2 separate regions of the Homo sapiens genome follow, and region 2 is linked to region 1. Evidence: read pairs that join two places in POLR2A ChIA-PET (ENCODE). Cell type or tissue: MCF 10A. All regions are shown on one strand. Links, peaks and the distances in the headings refer to the core of each region. The heading gives the core; the rest is flanking DNA.

Region 1 (11,513 bases), core at 6,094-8,593:
AACCCCATCTCTACTAAAAATACAAAAAATTAGCCGGGTGTGGTGGCGGGCGCCTGTAGTCCCAGCTACTTGGGAGGCTGAGGCAGGAGAATGTCGTGAACCTGGGAGGCAGAGCTTGCAGTGAGCCAAGATCGCACCACTGCACTCCAGCCTGGGCAACAGAGCAAGACTCTGTCTCAAAAAATAAAATTATATATATATATTTCCATGGCTCCAAAGTCATATCTAGAAAGCAGGGTGTTCAGAGAAGTCTAGATCTATTCCTGTTTCCTCCTCCCTATATCCTCCTTCCTTTATAGGTTACCATTTCTTCTATTTTTAGTTTATATTTCCATTGTGTTTCTTTTTTTTAAGTACAAGCAAATAGTTGTATATATGTCTTTCCCTTTTCTTAGCTAAAAGGCAGCAAATCATACCTGCTACTCTGTATCTTGCCTTTTTTACTTCATAAAACATCCTGGAGATCATACCATTGCAGTATGTAGTACAAACAGTCTTTTTTTAAAAAAAAAAAAAAAAAAAAAACAGGGTCTTGTTCTGTCACCCAGGCTGGAGTACAGTGGTGATCATTGATCATAGCTCACTGCAGCCTCAAACTCCTGGACTCAAGCGATCCTCCTGCCTCAGCCTCCTGACTCACTGGGACTTCAGGTGTGCAACCCCCACACCCGGCTCAGCATTTGTTTTCCTAGCTTCGTAGTGCTGTCCCGCGTGGACTTAGCAGAGTTTATTTAATCAGTGCCCCTTATTGAGGAATATTTTTCCCCTGTTGATGGGTCGTTTCCAATTTTTTGTTTTTATGGAATGCTGCAGTGAAGCCTTTTTTTTTTTTTTTTTTTTTTTGAGACGCAGTCTCGCTCTGTTGGCCATGCTGGAGTGCAGCGGCGTGATCTTGGCTCACTGCAACCTCTGCCTCCCGGGTTCAAGTGAGCGATTCTCTTGCCTCAGCCTCCCGAGTAGCTGGGACTACAGGCACGCGCCACCACACCCAGCTAATTTTTGTATTTTTAGTAGAGACGGGGTTTCACCATGTTGGCCAGGTTGATCTCAAACTCTTGACTTCGTGATCCGCCCGCCTCAGCCTCCCAAAGTGCTGGGATCACAGGTGTGAGCCACCGCGCCCGGCCTGCAGTGAAGCCTTTTTGTACCTTTTGCCATTTTTGCCTCTTTCTACCTGTGTGACCTTGGGTAAGGCCCTTCACCTCTCCAATCTCAGCATCTCCATCTGTAAAACAGAGACAAGCCCTCCCCACTGGGTGGTTGTGAGGAACAGATGAGGTGATGTGCAAAAAGCAGAGCACAGGGCCCATTCCTAGAAGCAGGTGTTAACCAGCACCTGCTGTTACTAGCACCCATTATTGTTCATGGCTAGGAGCCTTAAGCTACTGTGGCAGTGGCAGCAACCCTAACTTAAGAAGGGGCACTTCAGGCAGGGTGTGGTGGCTCATACCTGTAATCCCAGCACTTTGGGAGGCCGAGGTGGGTGGATCACAAGGTCAGGAGATCGAGACCATCCTGCCCAACATAGTGAAACCCCGTCTCTACTAAAAATAAAAAAATTAGCTGGGCGTGGTGGTGCATGCCTGTAATCCCAACTACTCGGAGTCTGAGGCAGGAAAATCGCTCCATCTTTTTTTTTTTTTAAGATGCAGTTTTGCCCAGGCTGGAGTGCAGTGGCATGATCTTGGCTCACTGCAACCTCCACCTCCCGGATTCAAGCGATTCTCCTGCCTCAGCCTCCCAAGTAGCTGGGATTACAGGCATGCACCACCATGCCCAGCTAATTCTTGTATTTTTAGTAGATTTGGGGTTTCTCCATGTTGGTCAGGCTGGTCTTGAACTCCCAACCTCAGGGGATCCGCCCACCTCGGCCTCCCAAAGTGCTGGGATTACAGGCGTGAGCTACCGTACCCAGCCTGTTTCAGACTCTTTCTAATGCTCTCTATGGCTCTCCATTTGCAAAGGAAGAACTAAGGGCATTCCCAAGCATGAAGCATCAGCTATTGCTGGCTGGTGAATTTCCAGAGAAAGAAAACCTCACCTTCCCCAGAGGCCAGGCAGCTCATGTCTGCACCCCGAAAGGTGGGATGAGGATTGGGGTTTTGTGCTCATGCTGCCTCCCACTGCAAAACCAAAGGCAACACACAGCATGTTCCCCTTCCCTCTGTGGATGGGCAGCTGGGGGAGGTCCCTTGTGTGTGTGTGTGGTGGTGGGGAGGCGGCGGCTATTTTATTCTGCAGCACGAATTATACACCCCAACGCAATATACAGCACACACAACATGTAGGCAAACGTGATCCCTAGCCTCTGGGGATACACAAGCCAAACACGACATGCCTATCCACACATAGCACCCCAGTGCCAAGAGAATGGGCTGGGTTTGCAGGGAGGAGCAAGAGAGGAGGGAAAGCCTGAGGCAGAAGGGTCACGGCTTCCCCTACACTGCAGAGGAAATGGCACAGAGAAAACAGCACCAAGCTTAGAGTCAGGAGACCTGGGTTCTATCCATAGCTCTATCATAATATGTTGGAACTGGGGGAGGCTGTTGGGTAAGGTGGTTAAAAAACAAAAAAAAAGGAGGAATGTCTTATATGGCCTTGATTCAAATAGACTTCGGTTCCAGTTACTAGCAGAAAAGACCAGACAACCTGATCACTCTGAGCTTCAGTTTCCTCACCTGTAAAATGGGCAAAATAATAATACCTCCTTGGGCCAGGCGTGGTGGCTCATGCCTGTAATGCCAGCACTTTGGGAGGTTGAGGCAGGTGGATCACCTGAGATCAGGAGTTCGAGACCAGCCTGGCCAACATGGTGAAACCCTGTCTCTACTAAAAATACAAAAATTAGCTGGGCGTGGTGGCGGGCGCCTGTAGTCCCAGCTACTCGGGAGGCTGAGGCAGGAGAATTGCTTGAACCTGGGAGGCGGATCTCTTGAACCTGAGATCACGCCATTGCACTCCAGCCTGGGCAACAAGAGCAAAACTCCGTCCAGATAATAATAATAATAATAATAATACCTCCTTTAGATTGTTGTATTAAGTGAGAGGATACAGATAAAGCGTTTAGCTCAGCGTTTGACACAAGTAGATGCCCAGTTAGGTGATTGCTCTTACAGTGATGGTGGTGGTGGTGATATATGTGGGTGTACTTTGAAAAGTCTAGGCCGGGCCAGGCGCGGTGGCTCACACCTGTAATCCCAGCACTTTGGGAGGCCAAGGCGGGCGGATCACGAGGTCAGGAGATCAAGACCATCCTGGCCAACACGGTGAAACCCCGTCTCTACTAAAAATACAAAAAAAAATTTAGGCGGGCGTGGTGGTGGGCGCCTGTCGTCCTAGCTACTCAGGAGGCTGAGGCAGGAGAATGGCGTGAACCTGGGAGGCAGAGCTTGCAGTGAGCCAAGATAGCACCACTGCACTCCAGCCTGGGCAATAGAGCGAGACTCCATCTCAAAAAAATAAATAAATAAGGAAAAAAAAAGTCTAGGCCAGGTGTGGTGGTTCACGCCTGTAATCTCAGCACTTTGGGAGGCCAAGGCAGGCAAATACCTGAGGTCGGGAGATCGAGACCAGCCTGACCAACATGGAGAAATCCCATCTCTACTAAAAATACAAAAATTAGCTGGGCGTGGTGACACATGCCTGTAGTCCCAGCTATTCAGGAGGCTGAGGCAGGAGAATTGCTTGAACCCAGGAGGTGGAGGTTGCAGTGAGCCAAGATCATGCCATTGCACTCCAGCCTGGGTAACAGAGCAAGACTCCATCTCTGAAAAAAAAAAAAGAAAGAAAGAAAAGAAAAGTCTAAGGAGGAGATGGGCACAGTGGCCATGCCTGTAATCCCAGCACTTTGGAAGGCTGAGACGGGCGGCCACCTGAGGTCAGGAGTTTGAGACCAGCCTGGCCACCCATGGTCAATATGGTGAAACCCCATCTCTATTAAAAATACAAAAATTAGCCGGGAGTAGTGGCGGGCACCTGTAATCCCAGCTACTTGGGAGGCTGAGGCAGGAGCATGGCTTGAACCCGGGAGGCAGAGGTTGCAATGAGCTGAGATTGCGCCACTGCACTCCAGCCTAGGTGACTGTGGGAGACTCTGTCTCAGAAAAAAAAAAAAGAAAGAAAGTCAGTCTAAGGAGATGATGATGCTATTATAACTACTATCATGTAGCACATCAGCATTTGCATTTGTAAGCATACTCCCTGTTTCAAAGAGCATCTATATGCATTTTGGTCTAACAGTAATCTCCTGGATGGAGGTTCTTATCATTCCCCTTTAACTGGTGGGAAGCAGGAGTTTAGAGGGGTTGAGTGGCTTGTCAAGACCATTCAACTGACCAAGGACAGTGGCTCACACCAGTAATCTTAATTCTTTGATGAGGCTGAGACGGAAGGATATCTTGAGGCCAGGAGTTCAAGACCAGCCTGGGCAATATAGTGAAACCTCATTTCTACCAAAAAAAAAAAAAAAAAAAGTTAGTTGGGCATGGTAGCAGGTGCCTGTAGTCCCAGCTGCTCGGGAGGCTGAGGCAGGAGGATCACTTGAGCCCAGGAGTTCAAGGCTGCAGTGAGCTATGATGGCACCACTGCACTCCAGCCTAGGTGACAAAGCAAGACCCTGTCTCTGAAAAAAGACCTTCCAGCTTAGAAGTACCATAGCCAGGCCTCAGATGAGGCTTCTCTGGCTTTTTGGTGCTTTTTCCTTGACCTTGAAGCTCCCTAGGCCAGAAAACTGCAGTAAAAATCAGAGCCAGACTTCAGGACGTCTAGTCCTCTCCAGCCCCCCGCTCATGTAGTTGTTTGCAGACACAGCTCTTTTTCCTCCTTCCTCTTCTGGGTGACAGGGATTAACACCCACCCCACCCCTAGAGATCTAGAAATACAAATACAGCCCACACATTGTTCTGTGGGCTAGCCCTCCAGGAAACAATCTACATTCATTTCTGATTTCATGCTGGTAGCAATCCCATGCAATGAATACTATTATTATTATTAATTTTTTTTGAGATGGAGTCTCGCTGTGTCATCCAGGCTGGAGTGCAGTGGCAAAATTTTGACTCACTGCAACCTCTGCCTCCCAGGCTCAAGTGATTCTCCTGCCTCAGCCTCTCTAGTAGCTGGGACTACAGGCGCCTGCCACCACACCTGGCTAATTTTTGTCTTTTTAGTAGAGATGGGGTTTCACCATGTTGGCCAAGCTGGTCTTGAACTCCTGGCCTCAAGTGATCCACCCACCTCTGCCTCCCAAAGTGCTGGAATTACAGGTGTGAGCCACTGTGCCTAGCCTTATGAATACAATTAGTATCCTTATTTTACAGAAGAGTACACTGGGGCTCAGAGAGGTTATGCGATTTGCCCAAAATCACACAGCAAAGTGGTAAAGCCAGGATTCAAACCTAGATCCGCGGCCCTAAAGCCGACGCTCTTCCCCACATTACTGCTCTGATGGTGAACGTTTCTGCAAGGCCATGAGAAGACAGAGGGGCACCAAGGTGGAAGAACTGCTTGGCTGCTGGTGTCCATCCTGTTTGATAGCCCCCTCCAGCTCTGAGAACTCATGCTATGGTGAGTGTCAGAGTGGAGCCAAGACACTGGGATGGAGCAGTGGCGGGAGGGGGGTCCCTGACCGTAGGCTGCCAGGAAGTCCTCTCTATGCAAGGACAAACCTGTCTTGATCATCCCAAGCCAGAGCACGCACTCACACTCGTGCAGACATGCCTCCTCACTTGCAAGCAGCCCTTTCAGGTGTTCACACCCTTCTCGAACTTTCTCTCATTTAACCCTGGCTCTGCTACTTCCTAGTTCTGTGGCTTCTCTTGTCTATTTCCTCATCTATAAAATGCGATAGTAATGACACGGGCCTCATAGGGATGTTGTGTAGATTAAATATGATAAAGCAAGGGCTGGGCACGGTGGCTCGTGCCTGTAACCCCAGCACTTTGGGAGTCCGAGGTGGGCGGATCGCTTGAGATCAGGAGTTTAAGACCAGCCTGGCTAACATGGTGAAACCCCGTCTCTACTAAAAATACAAAAATCGGCCAGGTGTAGTGGTGCATGCCTGTAGTCCTAGCTACTTGGGAGGCTGAGGCAGGAGAATCGCCTGAACCCAGAGGGTGGAGGTACAGTGAGCTGAGATCGTACCACTGCACTCCAGCCTGGACAACAGAGCGAGACTCCGTCTCAAAAAAAAAAAAAATTATAAAAAACAGCAACAACACAACACATGAAATGCAGGTGTCCGAGGTGTCCAGCCCACTGCGAGTGCTCAGTGAACGGTGGCTCTCATTCTAGCTAGGACCGTTACTGGGCATCCCACAACCCCCAGGGCATGGACAGGGTAGATGTGGCTGACCCTCCTCCTCTCCTCTGCCCTCTACCTGGCCAAATCCTTCTAGTTCTTTGAGTCACTGAGGACTGAGTCCCTGGGTCTCTGATGAGGGAGACCCAGCTAGGTGCCTTCCTCCCAGAGCCTACCCTCCCTGTGGACCTGACCCACGCCCCCAGGCATCTCCAGATGCCTGATCTGGGGCCCAGAACGTCCCAGCAAGCCTTGTTGACAAGGGCCTGCCACTGCCCCATTCCCTGTCCAGCCTGCGGGAAAAGCTGCGAAGGAAACGCTTACCCAGGGAGGGACGTCTCTGCTTCTACTCCTGTGTGCACCCCGCTGCCAGGGACCCCCCAAGGCCTCTGCTTTCCAGTTCCCCTTGGGCCTGAAGGGGCAGCAGGAGGGAGGGTGATTCCTGCCTCCTCTCCCTTCTCGCTCAGCCGGCCTCATTGAAGTTGCAGCGCTGGGACTTTGATCATCAGAGGGCATTGATTTAGGGGATGCAAATGAGAAGACTGCCGGTCTGAGGAAGACAGGCTTCTCCCCTGACAGCCAGTGGATGGGGCTCCGAGAATTCTCAATGAGCCTCCCTGCAGCTGGCTTAGCAGGAGCCAGGGAGGAGCCCGGAGCAGCCTGGGAAAGGCAGGGAGGCAAACTGGAAGTGCGCTGGAGCAACATGGGCCCCTCCCACTCTGCCCAGACCACGGGAAGTAGGGATGACCTAGTGGCCCGGAGAGGGGTGGTGTGGAGGAGTCTGTGAATCTCCTTCCTCCCCTGGTCCTTGGCAGCACAGGCCCAGCTTGGAGCTGTGCCGAGTGGGTGAAGAAAGACCACCTGAGCTGCAGGCTGAAGCCTCATTCTGTCCCTGGTCTGCTGCAGCCAAGCCAGGGAGCTGAAGGAGGAGGCAGATGGGCAGGCCGAGGGCAAGGAGCCTCCACACATGGTGGAGGGCGGGGGAGGCTCTGCCTGGTGCCAGCGCTGGGCAGGAGGTGCTGCATGTTAAGATCACAGCTAGTGCCAGCTTCCAGGCCTGAGCAGGCCACCTTCCAGCTGCAGGAGGCAAGCACGGGCAGGACAGTCTCCAGATAGCCTGTCTCTGGGGCCATGGAAACACAGAGCACTCAGGCCTGCTGCTGAGACGGGCACCAGGAAGAAGGGACATGAGCATTGTGCTACAGCATTTGGCCATCTGCCCCTGGACCTGTCTGCCACTCTAGGGATGAGGAGAGATGGCAGCCCTGAGCGTCATGTCTCCAAAGCCAACCCAGACCTGCCCCAGGGCCCCCAAATAGTCCTCACCTGTATGTGAGTCACACCGTGCCACAGAGAACAACCCCCAGAGCACCTGAATCACTTCCTCCCTGCGCCAGGTGTCTGCCAAGGCCCCAGTCAGGCTGCCACAGTGTCAGGACTTGCAGAAGGCTCTGGAAACCTCGCTTCTGCAGCCTGAAGCTAAGAGGCCCTTGGACACCTTTATCTTGCCTCTAGCCAAAAAGGCCAGGCTTTGGTGCCTGGCTCTGGACAGGATCCAACCAGGGTGCCCCACTGTCTTATCCGTCCCCTCCTCTGAGCCTCCCCCGGAGATTTGCCCTGAGCAGGATGAAGGGGAAACGGATGGGAATTTGTTCATCTTTGCTAATTTGAAAAGGGGCATAAACAGTGGAGCTCCGTTGCAAGGCTCTGCAGAGGGTGTGGTTTAGGTCCAATTATGTGCGATTAGTGGATTTGTTCTTTGTTCTGTGGCATATTAATTGCAGATCTGGTATTCTGGCAATTAACACAATTATGGGGTCCGTTTCTCTTCCGGCAGGTCGTAAGCCACATGCTTTCGGCCAGGGAGTTCGAGCTGGTGAGAGGGAGGGGGATACCCGTGAGGAGAATGTCCAATGTTATATGGGTTCAATTATGTTCCCCCCCAAAACTTAGATGTTGAAGTCTTAACCCCCACTACCACAGAATGTGACCTTATTTCAAAACAGGGTCTTTACAGAGGTTATCAAGTTAAAATGCAGTCATTAGGGTGATCCCTAATCTAATAGGACTGGTGTCCTTATAAAAAGAGGAGGTTAGCGCCGGGCACGGTGGCTCACGCCTGTAATCCCAACACTTTGGGAGGCCAAGGCAGGCGGATCACAAGGTCAGGAGATCGAGACCATCCTGGCTAACATGGTGAAACCCCATCTCTACTAAAAATACAAAAAATTAGCCAGGCGTGGTGGCGGATGCCTGTAGTCCTAGCTACTCAGGAAGCTGAGGCAGGAGAATGGCATGAACCTGGGAGGCAGAGCTTGCAGTGAGCTGAGATAGTGCCACGGCACTCCAGCCTGGGCAACAGAGCAAGCTCCATCTCAAAAAAAAAAAAAAAAAAAGAGAGGTTAGGAGGTTAGGACACACTCACAGAGGGAAGACAACATGAAAAGACATAGGAAGACGGCCATCTGCACACAAGCCAAGGAGAGCGGCCCGGGACACCTTCCCCACAGCCCTCAGAAGGAGCCAATTACTGCTTGGGAGTCTGAATGTAGAATGAAAGAAAGAGAGAGAAAAAAGGAAAGAGGGAGAGAGCAATAAAGAAAGGAAAGAGAGAGAGAGAAGAAAGAAAAGAAAGAAAGGAAAGAAAGAGGAAGGAAGGGAAAGGAGGAAGGGAGGAAGGAAGGAGGGAAGGAAGGAAGGAAAGAACGAAAGAAAAGGAAAGGAAGAAGAAAGAAAGAAAGAAAGAAAAAGAAAGAGAAAGAAAAAGAGAAAATTTTAAGGCTGGGCGCAGTGGCTCATGCCTGTAATCCCAGCACTTTGGGAGGCTAAGGCCGGCAGATCATATGAGCCCAGGAGTTTGAGGCCAGCCTGGGCAAGATGAGGAAACCTCATCTCTACTAAAAATACAAAAATTAGCTGGGCACAGTGGCAGGTGCCTGTAGTCCCGGCTACTCGAGAGGCTGAGGCAGGAGAATTGCTTGAACCCGGGAGGCGGAGGTTGCAGTGAGCCGAGATTGCACCACTGCACTCCAGCCTGGGTGACAGAGTGAGATCCTGTCTCCAAAAAATGAACAGATAAATAAATTTTAAAAAGAAAGAACGGGCCGGGAGCGATGGCTCATGCCTGTAATCCCAGCACTTTGGGAGGCCGAGGGGGGCGGATCACGAGGTCAGGAGATCGAGACCATCCTGGCTAACACAGTGAAACCCTGTCTCTACTAAATATACAAAAAAAATTAGCCGGGTTTGGTGGCAGGCGCCTGTAGTCCCAGCTACTTGGGAGGCTGAGGCAGGAGAATGGCGTGAACCTGGGGGGCAGAGATTGCAGTGAGCGGAGATCGCGCCACTGCACTCCAGCCTGGGTGACAGAGCGAGACTCCATCTCAAAAATAAATAAATAAAAGATAAAAAGAAAGAACGGACCCTGTTGACCTTTCGTTTTTGTTTTTGTTTTTGTTTTGAGACAGGGTCTCGCTCTATCACCCTGGAGTACAGGGGCACGGTACCTCAGCCTCTCAAATAGCTGGGACTACAGGTGCACGCCACCACACCCAGCTAAGTTTTTAATGTTTTGTAGAGATAGGGTCTCACACTCCTGGGCTCAAGCAATCCACCCGCATTGACCTCCCAAAACGTTAGGACTGCAGGTATGAGCCACCATGCCCGGCCCGTGCTGACATGTTGATTTCAAACCTCCAGCCTCTAGAACTGTTAGAAGACGAGTTTCTGTTGTGTCAGCCACCCAGTGTGTGGTACTTTGTTACAACAGCCCTAGCAAACTAGTAGACCCACCTCTGTCGCAGGCAGTGTCTGCCAGGTGGGACACGGAAGCAGGGGTGGGGCCCCGCGTTGCTGTCTGTCTAGAAGTCACGATGAGAGATCGGCTGCCATAGTAACTGCTCTTCGGCATCTCCCCGGGGTTTGCCCATCAATGCCACCTCTGTTCTCCCAGTCCCTAGGTCTTTGTTCTCCAGGGCATGGCTGCTGGAGTCCCTTCTCCCCTCTGCACCCTTCGCTAAGTAGTCACCTGGCCCTGCCAATCCTGGATTCATCCCTTCCTTTCCCCTTTGTCTCCTAATCCTGATGGCAGAGGGTTACCTGCCCTGTAAACAGAGTATATGTTATTTTCCAAGTTAAACTAATTATAATAGGTATCTGTGCAGTGCTTTACAACCGACAGGATTCCTATCAAAGATCTCTTCTCATTCCGTACTTATAACAACTTACGGAAGTTGACTTTTTTTCTTTTTTGAGACAGGATCTCACTCTGTCACTTAGGCTGGAGTGTAGTGGCATGATCACCGCCTCACTGCAGCCTTGACCTTCTGGGCTAAAGCAATCTTCCCACCTCAGCCTCCAGAGTAGCTAGGACTACAGGCGTGTGCTACCACGCCCAGCTAATTTGTGTATTTTTTGTAGAGACAAGGTCTCGCCCTGTTGCCCAGGCTGGTCTTGAACTCCTAGGCTCAAGCAATCCACCCACCTTGGCCTCCCAAAGTGTTGGGATTACAGACACGAGCCACTGCACTTGGCCGGAAGTTGGTATTAACACCCATTTTATAGATGGGGAAACTGAGGCTCAGAGAAGTCACATACCCATAAATAGCAGAGCTCAGACTTCAACTAAGACCTCTGATATACATCTAGTTTTCTTTATTCACACCAGCAGTTTTCATGAGGTATTCCACCAAATATTCAAAAAGGGCTCCGTCAGCTGGGTGGGGTGGCTCACACCTGTAATCCCAGCACTTTGGGAGGCCAAGGTGGGCGGATCATCTGTGGTCAGGAGTCAATCAGAGATCACCCTGGGATTGTTTTTGGCGCTGGGAGAACAGCCTCCTTTCTGCTGAAGTTGCCAGGGGCCATGTCTCCCCATAGGAGGAGATGCCAGTCTGTCATAGGAGATAATGAGGCCAACAGGCAGAGTCAAGAAGAAACAGAATAAATGGTCCTAAAGGGAGAGGGTGTTTGGGAAGCAGTCCCTCAGGCCCTGGTCCCTGAGGCCCGGATCCCTGCACAATTGCCTTAATCCTGTGAGCTACCTTGAAACACTTCCAGAGATGAGAGCCAGCTGGAGTTGGGTTTCTGTTGTCTGTAATCCTAGTCAAACCAAAAAGTCTGCCCAGACAAGTCCTCAAGCCCCTTCAGCAGCCCAGAATTGATTTATCAGCCAAGACAGGCTCAGGGTGCCACGCGGTGCCAGGGCCCAGCCCCACTG
Region 2 (11,513 bases), core at 4,299-6,798, 70 kb before region 1:
TTGGGAGGCTGAGGTGGGTGGATCACCTGAGGTCAGGAGTTCGAGACCAGCCTGGCCAACACGGTGAAATCCTGTCTCTACCAAAAATACAAAAATTAGCTGGGAGTGGTGGCGTGTGCCTGAGGTCCCGGCTACTTGGGAGCCTAAGGTGGGAGAATCACCTGAGTCTCGGATGTTAAGCCTGTAGTGAGCCATTATCATGCCACTGCACTCCAGCCTCTGTACTCTGGGCGACGGAGTGAGACCATGTCTAAAAATTTTTTTAAAAATTTTTTTAAGGAATTTTTAAAGCAAAACATAAAAATATGAAAAATGGATGAACCCAACAAAGTATGGATTTGACTTCTGGATATCCAAAGTCACGTGCAGGGTTCTCAGCTGACAGCACTTTGCCCTCACTTTCCTCATCTGTGCCTTTGACAAACCCCAGCTTTAGGCTGGCCCTGCTGTTCTTTCGAAGTCTTCTTCCTAATCTGAGGATGGCCCCTCCTACACACGTCTCCCAGCTCTCAGGGGACCCTGCCCTTATATTGCAAATGTTTCCTTTGCTCCTTACGTATAACAGCTAAGGTTCTCTGATTGTAAGCAACAGAAATCCTTTCTAGGTAACTTAGCAAAAGGAAACTGATTGGAAAACTATCAGGAACTCATGGAACTGACTGTAGGCCAGAGAAAGGGACTTGGAAACAGGTGGAAGCCAAGGCGGCTGGAGACCAGGAAACAGGAACCGCAACAGTCCCACTGCAGAACAGCCTGGACAGACAGACCCGAACCGCAACTATTCTTAGCATCGCTGTCGCTCCACTCACCATTCAAACTTCAGGGAGGGGCACCTGTTCACTTGGCTAGGGGAAGCTGGGTAACAGGTTGTAGATCCACTGATCTGTGCCCAATGGGAAACGGATCACGGGGCTGTAAAGAAGAGAAAATGGGCCGGGTGTGGTGGCCCACACCTGTAATCCCAGCATTTTGGGAGGCCAAGGTGGGTGGATCACCTGAGGTCAGGAGTTCGAGACCAGCCTGGTCAACATGGTGAAACCCGTCTCTACTAAAAATACAAAAATTAGCCGGACATGGTGGCAGGCACCTGTAATTCCAGCTACTCAGGAGGCTGAGGCATGAGAATCGCTTGAACCCGGGAGGCAGAAGTTGCAGTGAGCCGAGATCACGCCACTGCACTCCAGCCTAGGCGACAGAGCGAGACTCTGTCTCAAAAAAAAAAAAAAAGAGAAAATGGACACTTGCCAAGCAGCGACTATCCACTTCTCCCCGCTGCACTCGGCCTTGGTGCCCACACTCAACGGCTCCGCTCCACTCGGCCTTGGTGCCCGCACTCAACGGCTCTGCTCCACTCGGCCTTGGTGCCCGCACTCAACGGCTGGGTGTCCGGGCTGTCCCTGACGTTGGGTGACCTCTGGCTTTCTTGCCAAGCAGCGACTATCCACTTCTCCCCGCTGCACTCGGCCTTGGTGCCCGCACTCAACGGCTGGGTGTCCGGGCTGTCCCTGACGTTGGGTGACCTCTGGCTTTCTTGCCAAGCAGCGACTATCCACTTCTCTCTGCTCCACTCGGCCTTGGTGCCCGCACTCAACGGCTGGGTGTCCGGGCTGTCCCTGACGTTGGGTGACCTCTGGCTTTCTTGCTTACTGGTCCAGGCTAGTTTCTGGAATGAGCTCATACGTGTCTCTAATCAGCAGTTTTTTCGGGGTACCTTTTTTTTTCTTTTTTTTGGAGACAGAGTCTCGCTCTGTCACCCAGGCTGGAGTGCAGTGGCACAACCTCAGCTCACAGCATCCTCCACCTCCTGCGTTCAAGTGATTCCTGTGCCTCAGCCTCCCGAGTAGCTGGGACTACAGGTGCACACCACCACGCCTGGCTAATTTTTGTATTTTTAGTAGAGACAGGGTTTCACCATGTTGGCCAGGCTGGTCTCAAACTCCTGACCTCAAGTGATCTCCTTGCCTCGGCCTCCCAAAGTGCTGGGATTACAGGTGTGAACCACTGCACCCGGCCTAGGATACCTTAAATATATGTAACAATAACCACAGACTCCAAGAGTTACGCTCTCGCAAGTTCCTCACTGACTACAGCAGTGGCTCTCAAATTCTAGTGTGCCAAAAATGGTCTGTGACGCTTGTTAAAAATGTGGTTTCCAAGCTCCATCCCCAGAAATTCTGACTTGGTGGTTCTAGGGGCAGAGCCCAGTGATCTGCATTTTGAGCAAGCACTGCCAGATGACTCCAACACAGACAGTCTGCAGACCTGGGAAGGTGGCCCATTGGGGGTTTGCAAACCTAGCTGGCTGGTATGGATTTCTCAGGTGCCACTCCTGGAGGTACAGACTAGGCAGCTGAGCATGGAGCTCAGGAACCTGCACTCTACACCAGGGCCCCAGGTGATCCAGACATAGCATTGGAAAACCCCATGCATCCATTCAGCCTAGCAATGGAAACCATGTGGACTCAAGTTGACTTCAATCCTGTGCTCCTCTATACCCCACGCCACACAAGCTGACCTGGTCACCTACCCTGGGAGGCCCTTCCAGTTCCCACCTCTGCTCCCACCTCTCCCCTCTCTTCACTGCCTATGCAAACTCCACCCACCCTTTACAGGACTCAAGCCCTGTAAACCACTGTAGAACCACTTCTGGGCTATCTCAGCCCATTCAGTGTTGCTACAAAGGAAGACCTGAGGCTGTGTAAGTTATAAAGAAAAAAGGTTTCTTTGGTTCACACTTCTGATGGCTGGAAAGTTCAAGGTTGGGCATCTGCATCTGATGAGGGCCTCAGGCTACTTCCACTCACTGCGGAAGGCCAAGGGGAATCGTGTGTAGAAATCACATGGTGAGGGAGAAAGAAAGAGAGAGAGAGAGAGAGAGAGAGGGAGAGAGAGAGGTGGGTGGGGGAGGAGGAGGAGCAACCACAGGCTCTTTTTAGCAATGAGCTCTTGTGGGAACTAAAAGAGTGAGAATTCACCCACTACCCCCCACCCCACCACCTCACCCCCATAGCCAGGGACAACATTAATCTATTCATGAAGGATTCACCCCCTGTGACCCAAACACCTCCCATTAGGCCCCACCTCCAACAATGGGATCAAGTTTCAGTTAGGGGCACCATGGCTCATGCCTGTAATCCCAACACTTTGGGAGGCCAAGGCAGGTGGATCACTTGAGGTCTGGGGTTCAAGGCCAGCCTGGGTAACATGGTGAAACCCTGTCTCTACTAAAAATACAAAAATTAGCCAGGTATGATGGCACAGGCCTGTAATCCCAGCTACTCGGAAGGCTGAGGTGGGAGAATCGCTTGAATATCTGAGGCAGAGGTTGCAGTGAGCTGAGATCCCGCTGCTGCATTCCAGCCTGGGTGATGAAGTGAGGCTCCATCTTTAAAAAAAAAAAAAAAAAAAAAAAAAAAGTTTCCACATGAGGTTTGGAGGGGACAAACATCCAAACTGCAGCACTTGCCTCCTTAGCCCACACCATCGTTGCCTCTGTCACTTGGGGCTGAACTACAAGTTTCCTAGTATCCTTTGCCAATCTTGGTTTGGCCCTCTTACCCACATTATCAGTGGCTTTGAAAACAGGAACCAACTTTTACACTTTTTTTTATCATCTCTGGAAAACCTAGCATAGCTACCTAGTATTTAATCATTACTGATCCCAAACTCTTCCTGGGTGGTGTCTACATCCAAAATGGGTCCATTCAAGTCAATCACGGTTAATAAGAAGCACCTGTCCTAACATTCAGCTACTTACTTAAAATTGTTACTCAATGCATTATTGCCTTCGATTAAGCTGAAGCATGTGAAATGTCATTTTTTTTTCAAATACCTTAATATTTCAACATTTAAAAAAATTGGGCCAGGCGCAGTGGCTCAGGCCTGTAATCCCAGCACTTTGGGAGGCAGGCAGATCAACTGAGGTCAGGAGTTCAAGACCAGCCTGACCAACATGGAGAAACCCCATCTCTACTAAAAATACAAAATTAGCCGGGCGTGGTGGCGGGCGCCTGCAATCCCAGCTACTCGGGAGACTGATACAGGAGAATCGCTTGAACCCAGGAGGCGGAGGTTGCGGTGAGCTGAGATCGCGTCATTGCACTATAGCCTGGGCGACAAGAGCGAGACTCCATCTCAGAAAAAAGAAAAAATTGGCCTGGTGCGGTGGCTCAATCCTGTAATCCTAGCACTTTAGGAGGCTGAGGCAGGGGGATCTTGAGGTCAAGAGTTTGAGACCAGCCTGGCCAATATGGTGAAACCCTGTCTCTACTAAAAATACAAAAATTAGCCGAAATCACTTGAACCCGGGAAACGGAGACTCCATCTCAAAAAAAGAAAAAAAAAAATGGAGGCCAGGCGCCGTTGCTCCACCTGTAATCCCAGCACTCTGGGAGACTGAGGCAGGTGGATCACCTGAGGTCAGCAGTTTGCGGCCAGCCTGGCCAACAAAGCGGAACCCTCCCTCTACTAAAAATACAAAAATTAGCCGGGCGTGGTGGCGGCGGGCGCCTGTAATCCCAGCTACTCAGGAGGCTGAGGCAGGAGAATCGCTTGAACCCGGGAGGTTGCAGTGAGCCAAGATCGCGCCACTGCACTCCAGCCTGGGCGACACAGCGAGACTCTGTCTCAAAAAAAAAAGGCAATTTCATGCAGGTCAACCAATTCACTGCTGCAAGCACAAGGTCAGCTCAGTTACATGTGCTAAAAAAGCAAAACTGGGCAGTGAAATGCAGCAGTTAACCCCACTGGCCACCCTCAGGGCATGTGAATCACATTCATAACAAAGAATACAGACAAGAGTATCACAGGGCTCCTCGGTGGGCTCTAACTGACTATCAATGAAAACTAAGTTCCCATTCTTGCCCTGAAACTTCTTTTGGATTCTATTTGTATCATTATGGTTCAACCAATCTTGTAAAACATCCATACTTAATCTGGAAAAGCAGGAAAGAGATTGCTAGAACACCACCACCTCCTAGAAGGAGGAGCTCTGAAGAGGAAACAAGAAGAGGAGGCACGGCTTCTGACAAGAACAGAATGCATCATCTTCAAGGCCCCAACCCTGTGGCCCACACATGAGGCTCAAGCTGGTAACTCTCCACGAAATATATAAAATGTAAACAAAATAGGCCGGGCGCGGTGGCTCACGCCTGTAATCCCAGCACTTTAGGAGGCCAAGGCGGAGGATCACTTGAGGCCAGGAGTTCGAGACCAGCCTGGCCAACATGGTGAAACCCCGTCTCTATTATAAATACAAAACATTAGCTGGCTCGTGGTGGTGCACGCCTGTGATCCCAGCTACTCGAGAGGCTGAGGCATGAGAATTGCTTGAACCCGGAAGGCAGAGGTTGCAGTGAGCCGAGATCGCGCCACTGCACTCCAGCCTGGGTGACAGAGCGAGACCCTGTCTCAAAAATAAATAGATAAATAATAAAATACAAAAATTGTTTTCTGACCCATGACTACTCAGGCTTTCAGCAGATTAAAGAGAAGGCGCAGAACAAGAAACTGAATCATTTAAATTTCCTAAAACACTTGACAAATACCAAGACTCTGTATCAGAATTTCACCCCAAGGAAACAATCCGGGCGAGACTGGATCTTCATTGTGAATGTCTGATTAGTGATGACTTACAAGGAGCTTCAATGACTAAGCTCCCAGCATTGCATGTGCATTCATTTCAGAGCTCTAACAAGTGAACTCCTGTGGCTACCCACACACACATGCCTTGTAGTGGGATCACACTATGAACTGGAATGTTCACACAGTGAGCTGGGCCCAGAGGCGGCTCTGTCACTTATGAGCTGTGTGATCCTGGGTAAACTCATCTCCTCCCTCTACAAATATCTATGGAGTGACTGTGTTCCAGGCACTGACGGAGGTTTTGGGGATAAAATGGAAAACAAAGTAGCTTCTCCTGCTGTCACGCAGCTGGCAGACACGCTGAGCCTGGTTCCTCACCTGGAGAACAGGGACAGTGGGCATGTCTACTGCGTAAGATTGGAGAAGAGAGGCTGGGCGCAGTGGCTCACGCCTGTAATCCCAGCATTTTGGGAGGCCGAGGCGGGCAGACTGCCTGAGCTCAGGAGTTCGTAACCAGCCTGGGGAACACGGTAAAACCCCGTCTCTAATAAAAATTACAAAAAATTAGCCAGGCATGGTGGCATGCACTTGTAGTCCCAGCTACTCGGGAGGCTGAGGCAGGAGAATTGCTTGAACCCAGGAGGCGGAGGTTGCAGTGAGCCGAGATAGCACCACTGCACTCCAGCCTGGGCAACAGAGCAAGACTCCATCTCAAAAAAAAAAAAAAAACCTGCTGAAAAGAATCGGAGAAAGTAACCCACACCGGGCCCTCAGAGCAACCTCTGCCACACTGCAGGCACTCAATAAACGTTAGATGCCACCACCATCACCACCCTCCTCCTCAACATGGTGCGAAATTAAACTCAATGTCATCACCCAAATCAATCTAAGATGAAAATAAGGCTCCAGGTCTAGCCTCTGTCTTATCCAAAAAATACTTAAGAAAGTCTGTAAGAAAATGCAACACTATAACGACTTTTGTAGAAAGATGAAAAAATATTTCTCACAAAATGTTAAGTGAAAAAATATTTTTAAAAGATTCTATTAGTAGTAATAACAGCAGCGGCAAATACTGTAGGTGGTAATTACTGTACCACCCACTGTTTAAAGCTCTTCACACGTATGAATAAAGAAGCTAACATTCCCCCAAACCAATGAGGTCTGTGACATTAATGAGGTCTGTGACATCTTATCCTTTTACAAATGATGAAATGGAGGCACAGAAAGGGTAAGTAATTTGCCTAAGGCCACACAGCCAATAAGTAGCAGAGCTACGATTCACTCACTGGTCCCTCGGCTCTAGGGTCTCTGTTCCTGACCTCCCTTGCTCAGTCTCATAGGGTCCTGTTCTGTGCTGGGTGGCACCATGGGGGCGGGGTTGTCCTGGACGGCACCATGGGGGCGGGGTTCTGTGTTCGGTAGCACCATAGGGATGGGGTTCTATGTTGGGCAAGATCATGGGGGCGGGGTTCTGTGCTGGGCGGCACCATGGGGGCGGAGTTCTATGTTGGGCGGCACCATGGGGGCGGGATTCTGTGTTGGGCGGCACCATGGGGGCGGGATTCTGTGTTGGGCGGCACCGGGGGGCGGGGTTCTGTGCTGGGCGGCACCAGGGGGGCGGGGTTCTGTGTTGAGCGGCACAATGGGGGTGGGGTTCTGTGCTGGGTGGCACCATGGGGTTGGCGATCTGTGTTGGGTGGCACCATGGGGGCGGGGTTCTGTGCTGGGTGGCACCATGGGGGCGGGGTTCTGTGCTGGGTGGCACCATGGGGGCGGGGTTCTGTGTTGGGTGACACCATGGGGGCAGGGTTCTGTGTTGGGTGGTATCATGGGGGCGGGGTTCTGTTAGGTGGCACCATGGGGGTGGGGTTCTGTGCTGGGTGGCACCATGGGGGTGGGGTTGTGTTGGGTGGCATCATGGGGGCGGGGTTCTGTGTTGGGTGACACCATGGGGGCGGGGTTCTGTGTTAGGTGGCACTATGGGGGCGGGGTTCTGTGTTGGGTGGCACCACGGGGGTGGGGTTCTGTGTTGGGTGGCACCAAAGCAACAGAAGAGGGAGGGAGGGAGGAAGCAACACAGGGAGAAAGTAAAGGAGAAAGGGAAAGAGGGAGGGAGGGAGGGAGGAAAAGGGGGAAGGAGGGAAGAAGGGATGGAAGGAGTGAGGGAGGGGGGAACAGAAGGAGGGAATGAGGGAGAGAGGGAGAAAGGGGAAAAGGGAGGGAGGGAGAGGGAGGGAGAGAGGAAGGAAAGGACAGAGGGAGGAAGCGAAGGAGGGAAGGAGAGAGAGAGGAAGGAAATGAGAGGGAGAGAGGGAGGGAGGAAGGGAGGGAAGGAAGGAGGGAGGGAGGTAAGGAGGGATACGGCTGCAGGTCAGGTGCTCCCTCCCCCCCATGCAGCTGCCCACTCCTCCAGCAGAGGACCCCACGCTTCAGTCAAGGGGATCAGTTGCACTCCTGTGTGTATACTAAAGGACTGAAAACCTATGTCCACACAAAGACCTGTACAGGAATGTTCACAGCAGCATGACCCATAATAGCCAAAAAGTAGAAGCAACTCAAATGTCCATCAGTGGATGAACAGAGAAACAAAATGTGATCTACTCATAGAATGAAATAATATCCAGCAACAAAAAAAGGAATGAGGGGCTGCTAGGCACCTAACACAGGTAAACTGTGAAATCACCATGCTGGGAGACGCCCATCACAAAAAGCCGTACAGTGCATTTACATGATTATCCAGAATAGAGAAATCTGTAGTGGTAGCCAGGGCTTGGGAGTGAAGGAGACTGAGGGATGAGTGCCACTTGGTGCAAGGGTTCCTTTTTGGGGTGATGAAAATGTTCTGGAGTTAGACAGTGGTTGGCAGGTGCATGGTTTTTGGAACATTCTAAAACTCAATGAGCTGTACACTTTAAAAGGGTGATTTTTTGGCAGGGCGCGGTGGCTCACGCCTATAATCCCAGCATTTTGGGAAGCCGAGGCAGGCAGATCACGAGGTCAGGAGATTGAGACCACGGTGAAACCCCATCTCTACTAAAAATACAAAAAATTAGCCGGGCGCGGTGGCGGACTCCTGTAGTCCCAGCTAATCGGGAGGCTGAGGCAGGAGAATGGCGTGAACCCGGGAGGCAGAGCTTGCAGTGAGCCGAGATCGCGCCACTGCACCCCAGCCTGGGCGACAGAGTGAGACTCCGTCTCAAAAAAAAAAAAAAAGGGTGATTTTTGTGGCATATGAATTATCTCCAAAAAAGAAAAAAGAAAGAAAAAATATTATATGAGTAACTGTGCTTCCCCCATGAAAATATCCAAAAGGAAAATATTGACTTATCTATCCACTATGGCAAATACAACCAAGTTACCACTATAATTGGATTTAAATTGCTTTTCTATACAGTTAAAATACATATCACAACATATAATTTTTGTACATCAGTAAAAAAAACCTGAGAATCTCTAAAAAATAAACTTGTATAAGTATTATTTCATCTAGAATATCTTAAGTTTGAGAAATACACAATAAAATTAAATACAGTAAGAAAAAAATATTTCATTGATAAGACTTTTTCTTTCAAAGTTAACACTCGGCGTACATTTCATTTCCTACTTCCTTGTGAACTTCGTGCAGTTAAAGATGTAGCTACGTCATCGTAGCAGGCAGCTGTCCCGCCTGGGCTGGAGCCCTGCCTCTGCACCCCCCGACCAGCTACACGCCCAGAGCAATAGCTTAACTATTCTGTGCCTCCGCTTCCTGCCTTTAATGCAGAAAAGCGTATTTATTATCTTATGGTTATTGGGGATTAAATACAAATTTATATTTGTACAGTACTTAGAGTAGTGCCTGGGACATTGCTATGCATGCTTTATAAGTGCATGCATTATTGGCTGGGTGTGGTGGCTCACGCCTATAATCCCAGCACTTCGGGAGGCCAAGGCAGGCGCATCACCTGAGGTCAGGAGTTCAAGACCAGCCTGGCCAACACGGTGAAACCCTGTTTCTAATAAAAATACAAAAATTAGCAGGGCATGGTGGCGGGCACCTGTAATCCCAGCTAATGGGAGGCTGAGGCAGGAAAATTGCTTGAATCTGGGAGGCGGAGGTTGCAGTGAGCCGAAATTGCACCACTGGACTCCAGCCTGGGCGACAAACTGAGACACCGTCTCAAAAATAAAACAAAACAAAATAAAATAAAATAGTGCATCAATTATTAACAACATAGTAAGATCACACTGCACGAACAACAGGACTGCTGATACTTCAAAAGGCAAAGGAGGACCTGAGGGAGCAAATACACAAGCCTGGACTGCAATCACTTCTTGAAATGCGTAAAACATCAGTAATGTATATAAAACTGCTCAAAAACATAAACTAAATAATTCTGTTAAAATGATCTATCCACTAGCACTTTGCAAGGCCAAGGCAGGTGGATCACCTGAGGCCAGGAGTTCGAGACCAGCCTGAACAACATGGTGAAACCTCGTCTCTACTAAAAATACAAAAATTAGGACGGGCATGGTGGCTTAAGCCTGTAATCCCAGCACTTTGGGAGGCCAAGGCGGGTGGATCACAAGGTCAGGAGTTCAAGACCAGCCTGGCCAATATGGTGAAACCCCATCTCTACTAAAAATACAAAAATTAGCTGGGCGTGGTGGCAGGCACCTGTAATCCCAGCTACTCAGGAGGCTGAGGCAGGAGAACTGCTTGAACCCGGGAGGCAGAGGTTGCAGTGAGCTGAGATTGCACCACTGCACTCCAGCCTGGGTGACAGAGCAAGACTGTTTCAGGAGAAAAAAAAAATGTGGGGGAAAAAGCAAAAATAATCACCCTGGCAACTGGACAAATGCTGTGTGTGTGTTCACGGCATGGGGTACTGCCTCTACTGTCCTTTTCATCAGAATTCTCTCTGAAAATTAATAAACACACAAAACAACTTGGGAGGCTCTATCTTTACAGCACAAGCTGGTTCACGGGTGACTGTGCTGAAAATGTGATGTGGCGCCTAAACAGAATGAAGTACAAATTTATTTTTCAAATAGTTCTTCAGAAACAAACTCATGTTTATTTCCTTCAACTTACTATAGTAAAATTAACATATGTTTCATACAAATTCATCCAATTTTTCTTATTTGTCCCTAGACAAATAGAACACTTTTTTTTTTTTTTCTGAGACAGAGTCTCACTCTGTCGCCCAGGCTGGAGTGCAGTGGCGCGATCTCGGCTCACTGCAAGCTCCGCCTCCTGGGTTCACGCCATTCTCCTGCCTCTGCCTCCGGAGTACCTAGGACTACAGGCGCCCACCACCACACCCGGCTTTTTTTTTTTTTTTTTTTTTTTTTTAGTAGAGACGGGGTTTCACCGTGTTAGCCAGGATGGTCTCGATCTCCTGACCTTGTGACCCGCCCGCCTCGGCCTCCCAGAGTGCTGGCACAGGCATGAGCCACTGTGCCCGGCCAGAACACTCTTTAATACGAGAAGTTTTTGTTTGTTTTGTTTTTTGAGATGGGGTCTTGCTCTGTTGCCCAGGCTGGAGTGCAGTGGTGCAATCAAGGCTCACTGCAGCCTCCACCTCCTGGACTCAAGCAATCCTCCTGCCTCAGCCTCCCACAGTGCTGAGATTACAGGCATGTCACTGTGCCCAGCCGTGCAGGAGAAGATCTGATCTGGAAAAATATGCGAAAACAACTCTTAAAAATTAACTTTACAATGTCAACTCCAACTCTGAGGCAGAAAAAAGGTGGCGCAGCCCATTCTCTACCAGTTAAGGACCCAACGTGAAGCCAGAACAGCTCTGACTTGGAAAATGCTATTAAGTGTTAGCAATGTACACGGTTATTACAGTATGAAAATCTCCAAAGCAATGCTACAGGTTTGTCTCTATAAAGACTGAGGCTACAATCTCATGTCTTTAAAATTCACTGAAGGTAAAATCTAT

Evidence for each region. Peaks named below come from ENCODE experiments on the same cell type or tissue, not always from the same donor. Only the 100,000 strongest peaks of a DNase experiment are listed, where the experiment ranks them.
Region 2: POLR2A ChIA-PET joins it to region 1 with 14 read pairs; 4 of 35 experiments call an interaction of 5 or more read pairs at or near these places.

The regions. Positions count from the first base shown.
Region 1 is chr1:9,828,978-9,840,490 of GRCh38, forward strand. No RefSeq gene overlaps it. Among named protein-coding and RNA genes, the nearest start is that of CLSTN1, 11 kb to the left of the region's middle. RefSeq lists enhancers at 6,684-7,285, 7,286-7,885. In MCF 10A, for the core only: no CTCF peak of the experiment used is centred there; DNase peaks (open chromatin) are centred at 7,074, 7,344 and 7,584.
Region 2 is chr1:9,761,249-9,772,761 of GRCh38, forward strand. All of the region lies in intron 2 of CLSTN1 (calsyntenin 1), which reads right to left. Among named protein-coding and RNA genes, the nearest start is that of CLSTN1, 57 kb to the right of the region's middle. RefSeq lists a silencer at 6,769-6,969. In MCF 10A, for the core only: no CTCF peak of the experiment used is centred there; DNase peaks (open chromatin) are centred at 4,763 and 5,663.